Linked DNA regions of Homo sapiens: region 1 is linked to region 2. Evidence: chromatin contacts called from ENCODE Hi-C data. All regions are on one chromosome and are shown on one strand. The core of a region is the stretch at or near the end of the contact, and the rest is flanking DNA. Distances in the headings are between cores, read along the strand shown. Region 1 has its middle 240 kb from the start of MIR4465. Region 2 has its middle 220 kb from the start of MIR4465.

Region 1 (3,241 bases), core at 170-2,669, 460 kb before region 2:
CCAAGTATCTGAGCAGTAACCCTGAAAACTGTCAGTCATCAAAAACAAGGAACATCTGAGAAACTATCACAAACAAGACACAGGACACAGGACAACTAATTGTAATGTGGTATGCTGGTTGGGATTTTAGGACAGAAAAAGGACGTTAAGGAAAATTGAGCTGTTCCACAGGTGGCCTCCACACCTCCACTTGTGTTGCTGCCATATCCATAGTGATCCCTGAGAAGTTCCAGCATATTTTGCGAATACTCAACACCAACATCAATGGGCGGTGGAAAACAGCCTTTGCCATCACTGCCATTAAGGGTGTGGGTTGAAGATATGTTCACATGGTGTTGAGGAAAGCAGACATTGACATCACCAAGAGGGCAGGAGAACTCACTGAGGATGAGGTGGAACCTGTGATCACCATTATACAAAATCTACCCCAGTACAAGATCCCAGACTGGTCCTTAAACAGACAGAAGTATATAAAGGATGGAAAATATAGCCAGGTCCTGACCAATGGTCTGGAAAACAAGGTCTGTGAAGATCTGGAGTGACTGAAGAAGATTCAGGCCAATAGAGGGCTGTGCCACTTCTGGGGCCTTCATGTCTGAGGCAAGGACGCCAAGACCACTGGCTGCAGTGGCCCTGCTGTGGGTGTGTCCAAGAAGAAATTGGCATGTGGGCCTTGTCTGTTAATAAATAATTTATATGAAAAAAAACAGGAAAACCAAGGGAATCTAAAAAAGTAATCTAAAATGAACTTTAGTTAATAATGTTGTATCAATATTGGTTCAATAACTATGACAAATGTACTATTTTAATTTCAGTTGTTAATAGGGGAAACTGAGCATAGGATATACTGGAACTCTCTATACTGTCTTTGTAAGAATTCTTTAAATCTAAATTTATTTATTAAATATCTCTGTCATAAGTTCTAGTTAAGAAACTTCAATTTAAAATTTTTGACCACTGAAAATGGAAAGGTGGAACATTGTGCTTGGGGGATATATGTCCAAGATTTCAAAAATTCTGATAGCCAACAGATTTCAAATGATTGTTATTATTTTTCTTACTTATAAAGTGGCACAGTTGATCAAGATGACTTTTATTTACTGTGACTTTCTTACAGACCCCAAATGTTTGAAGACACAACTTCTGAAGACAAAATTTTTACACACACATAGAAAAAAAATTTGGTTTCCTATATATACATCTATACTAACAGAGCATATGCACGCTTGACATTGTATTTAGTTTCTTAAAACAATTATAACTTCACATACTGGGAGATGCATTCCCTAACCTCTAGGAGGAGCTCCTTGCCAGCAATCTCCCTATAAAACACACACACAAACACTCACTCACTCACTTACTTACTCATTCTCTCCAGCCTTCACTCAAAGGTAGATGGTCACAGAGTTAACATGAGTCAAAGCTAAGGAAACAAATCACCTTTTTTACTATGGGAAGAAGCTTCCAGTGAGGGAGTAGATAGGTTCATAGTTGTTAGGTACTCTTCAAAAAGAAGTGGCAAGTTTTGTAAGTTGAACACATGTAAGGGAGCCAGAACCATCTAATTTATGAACGTATGTCTGAGGAGAGGCCACAAAGAGTTTGCAACACAGGTCCTGTTGTAATGCATAGCGTGTATGTGCTTGTGATAGGACAACTTTATATTTCTCTCAGAACGTTTTGATGACAACAGGTAGTTCATCAAATATTTGGAGTCTTAGTCATCTCTATTTTCTTTCCATAACAGTCAAGGCTAATTATTTTCTATCCAGGAACAATTGTAATACAGAATACACCTTTACATTTTAAAAAAAAAGTTAATGTAGGTGTATGAACAGAAAAGGAGTTGTTATTCATCTGTCATTTTTATAAAACTTTCCATAGCCACATTCAACACCTAAGTATAGCATATAGTCTTATTATGCATTAATTTACTTAATATTTTTCAAAATGTAGTATGTTTACATGTAACACATTTATTATTTCTGTTTTAAATGTGAACAAATATTTTCAAAGTTTCTTAGTTTTCATATCTAATACGATCAATGTTCAGAGATATTGCCCACAAAAATAAAAGTATTTTGGTCCTGAATAACAAGAATATAAAGGGATTTGAACCAAATGTTTGAGAAACGCTGTTTGAGAAATACAAGATCTTGGTAACCTGGAGGCTTTAGGGGACAATCTGGAAAGCCTTGGAGCAGAGTCTGAATTGAGTCTGCTGATTGTTTACTCTTCAGAGATCCGAGGGTTAATGGACACCTTGGAGAAAGATTTATATTGGCCCCATAAATGTGTTCCATCTTGGTATGGCCCCAAGGATCTGAGGAGAAGCTGTATATTTGAACTGGGTCTTTTCAATCATCATTCGAAGCCTTACTGTTGATTTTTTTAAAGGTAATATGCAGAAAAGAGTGTTTGGAGTTATCAATTGCTCTATTTTATACACTCATGCAGGTGTGTGAGTGAAAGAGGGAAAAAATGTATGGAAGATTATGTGAAAAAAGAAAAGATTTATATACCTGAGGGTTTTGTTTTGCTTTTTTTTTTTTTTTTGGCACAGACTGCCTGAGAGAAGAGAGGGAAGGAAACGGGTGTGCCCATGAAAAAAACCTAATTTAAATAAAATTGTATTTGTCTACATGTATCTGTATTTATAGACAATTGTATTGGAAAACTGTTAAATCTTACTCTTCCAACTGATGGGGAGTCACTCTTTCAGGGGAAAAGAAAGTTGCAAAGGTGTGTGTATATCATATGATTCTACTTTAATAACAAAGAAAACAGTGGATATAATATATGTAAATATATATGCCTGTATATATATATATATTCATGAACAACAAAAAAGGATTGAAAGTGAGCATTTTAGGCTATTAGCATTGGTTATCTCAATGAGATGAGAAAGAGAAGTAGAGAAAGATAACTATCATGGCTTTTATGCATTTTGCAATACAGATGGTCCCTGACTTACTATGGTTCGACATACAATTGTTTAACTTTATGATGATGTGAAAGCAATACATATTTACTAGAAACCATACTTTGAATGTTGCTCTCTTCTCTGGCTAGCTGCAGGATACAGTCCCAGGATGCCGGGCAGCAGCAGTGAGCTACAGCTCCCAGTCAGCTGCGCAATCACAAGGGTAAACAACTGAAACGACCATTCTGTTTATCACTTCCAGTGCAGTATTCAATAAATTACAAGAGATATTATAAAAGGGATTTTGTGTTAGATGAC
Region 2 (3,125 bases), core at 267-2,766:
CCATTTTCTGGGATATCAAGATAATGCATATTATGATATCTAAAACTGATTATGGTAATGCTGCCATGAAACAAAGGAAGAAAATTAACAATTTTCTGAGGTCATTTCAAGTTCTGAAGAAAATATATGAGTGTTCACGTGTGTCTTCATAAATATTCATATTCCATATATATGTAAATATATAGTATACTTACTGAAAACCTTATTTAACATAAAAATTATTCTTCTAAATTTTAATGTAAGGATGTTATATTTAAAAATTAAACTGAATTTCTGATGACAGGGTATTAAGCTCTAAAATATATCTTATGACATTATTGCCCTTATGGCAAAAAAGAAAGAAAATATGCCCTCATTGCTGTTAAGGAAAGTATGTTCATTACCAGTGACTTCCCAGAAGAGAGTAACCATTTCTGATTTTGTTTTTCCTTTCCATTATAGTATCTAGTTAAAATGGTGCAAGTAATATATAAATTTGTTTCTGTTATAATCCTTGTGAATCATTTTAGATCTTTATTACGGTATAATTCTTTCATTTACTTTAAACAGAATGTTTAAATTGTCTTCAGCAGTGTCATTTCCAATAAACTGAAGAACTCCAATTCTAAAAATTTTAAAGAGTCAATTTCACTATTTTAAAAAGCCATACTCTCTGTCCTGCTTTCCCCCACATGGAAGACATGGAAAATCATTAGCAATGTTACTGTTTATTTGCAATCCTACAATTTTTTAGTGCATTCTACTTTACCTCAAAACTGAACCTCAGTTTTCAATCACTGAGTAATACATATGTAGAGAGATTCATTCTGTTGCTAAGGACATAATCCAATCAGTGTAATGATTTTTGAGAAAGAAGTAAGCTAGTTTTGTTTACATCTCACTTCCATAGAGCATAAAATAGCAGAGGACTTTCCGGGTAGATGAACACCCTGGAGGTACTAGAGTGGGATGCAGCAGGCAGGACAGGCTGGGTTCACCGCATAAAGAGAAAAGTCTGTCTTAATTTGTACTTTCCCCTCAGGCTTCAAATCCATTTAAAAAATGGACTGAAGCAATAACAAAAGGGATTTGCACCCCAATAAAATCACCCCTTTGAATGACAGCTTGGCTGCTTAGGGAAAATTTACCATAATTCAACTGATTCTATAATGAGGGAGAAGCAAATGTAAACTCAACTACCTGGACCCAGCCATTGAACTTAGATAATTATTTCCCAATCAAAAAAGAACATCCTGTTTTTCTTTGGCATGCTCTGGTGTCTGTTAGTTTTGCTTTTTATAGCTTTAGTTGAAATTTCATAATCACAGAGTTCAAATACAGAACACATTTGAGTCAGTTCTCTGGAACAATATCATTCCCTTAGAGCTCTCCTTTTTCAAAAGAAACAACAACAACAAAAATTCCCAGGCCTTTATTAGACTCTGTGCTTCCCCTGTTCCTGTGTATAAAACTCTCTGCTCTAAGGATCTATGCTATTAAAGCAAAGCCCGAGGCTAAATTCAACAGGGAAGTGAGTGGAAGGAGCAGGTGAGCTCACCTAGATTACCGGTTTAGCAAGTTTACTGGAGAATTTAAAGGGAAAAAAAAGTAGAAGGAAAAACACTTGGGATTCAGCAAAAGCCAAAATGAGTTAGGACCAAATCTGTTGTGAAGGGATGTGTATTTTTAAAGGAAATGTAGTCCATGTTTCTGACTCACTTACAATGACCTTATCAAAATGTCATGTAATGAAAGTTATTTAGGGTCCAATAATCCTTTTGAGCATCTAAATAGCATTTCAAAACATTTTTTTCTAGTTTGATTACAAATGAACTCAAATTCCAAAAATTCCATCAAGGTCAGTAAAATTCTCAAGAGTCATCATATTGAAACAGAATTTAAATGCTGCAATTTTTTCTTTCTATCCTGAGTCATTAAAATGGTTATGGGATGTTTAATTCAGTTGGAGACTTTGGATTGCATAATTATAGACAATCAAACGAAAATCAAGAAAAAGCTCCTAGGAATAGACTTTTTTAAGTGATTTTGCACATTTATTATTCATTGTAAAAAGCTTACCAAAAAGTCTTCTAACTTTCTTTCTCTACAACATAATAGTAGTTTCCTAATGTTTCCCTGGGAATTAGAAGGAGTTTGGCATAAGATACTCTAATGTTGTACTGAAGTCCTAAAGTTCACACATTTTCATGTTCTAGATCATTTATATTAGTCTGCTGAGAAACACAGAAGGTCAGAGATGGAGGTTATTGTGATAATTTAGTCCAAACCCTGAGCACTGAAATGGGAAATTGCAATTTTCTGCCCAAGGGGACATTAATATTTGGTGGCAGAACTAGTCTGTACTGACTAAAAGATTTCCCAAATACTTCCTAAACTACTGAACGCATAACTTTCTGTAACATGTTCTTTTTTTTTTTTTTTTTTTTTTGGTGAGATGGAGTCTTGCTCTGTCGCCTAGGCTGGAGTGCAGTGGGTGCAGTGACAATTGTGACACTGAAACCTCTGCCTTCCAGGTTCAAATGATTCTCTTACCTCAGCCTCCTGAGTAGCTGGGATTACAGGTGCCTGCCACCATGCCCGGCTTATTTTTGCATTTTTAATGGAGATGGGGTTTCACCATGTTGGTCAGGCTGGTCTCAAACTCCTGACCTCAGATGATCCACCCGCCTCGGCCTCCCAAAGTGCTGGGATTACAGGTGTGAGCCACCATGCCTGGCCTCATTTCTCTTTTTGAGGATTGTAAAAATCTGCTGACAGCATGGCCAATAATCTAGGGTGACTGTCTAGCCCACAACATGACTATGTCTTGCTTAGACTACTATAATTTTCTTACAACAGCTTCTTTGCCTCACTCCTGCTTCTCTGCAGTCTGTTGTCCACTCAGCAGTAAGAGTGACCCTATAGATCTTTTTATTCCCCTGTTTAAAACCACTCATCAACCATTAACTGGTTTTCCAACACATTTTGACTAAAGTCGTCATTCTGACCTGCAATATCTTGTAATGATCTAGATCTTGGTACATTAACTGATACCCTATCACTTTATCACTTGCTGACAGTGCTCTCATCATACTGCTCCTCTTCACGTTCCCAGAGTAACCAATCACATTTGAACTTGTGCTCCT

What was found. Hi-C counts contacts between places; a loop is a spot of excess contacts on that map. Pooled maps may share reads with other maps.
Region 1: a loop to region 2 is called in a map of PC-9, with 24 times the contacts of the local background. The contact joins two enhancer-like sites. A Hi-C loop is called at or near these places in 2 of 168 maps with a recorded cell type or tissue (PC-9 and mammary epithelial cell) and 6 of 50 pooled maps.

The regions. Positions count from the first base shown.
Region 1 is chr6:140,919,874-140,923,114 of GRCh38, reverse strand. It overlaps the pseudogene RPS18P10. Among named protein-coding and RNA genes, the nearest start is that of MIR4465, 240 kb to the right of the region's middle. Within about 2 kb of position 1,419, at least 2 of the 41 ENCODE cell types and tissues checked have a DNase peak (open chromatin) inside an H3K27ac peak, as active enhancers do.
Region 2 is chr6:140,461,327-140,464,451 of GRCh38, reverse strand. No RefSeq gene overlaps it. Among named protein-coding and RNA genes, the nearest start is that of MIR4465, 220 kb to the left of the region's middle. Within about 2 kb of position 1,516, at least 9 of the 41 ENCODE cell types and tissues checked have a DNase peak (open chromatin) inside an H3K27ac peak, as active enhancers do.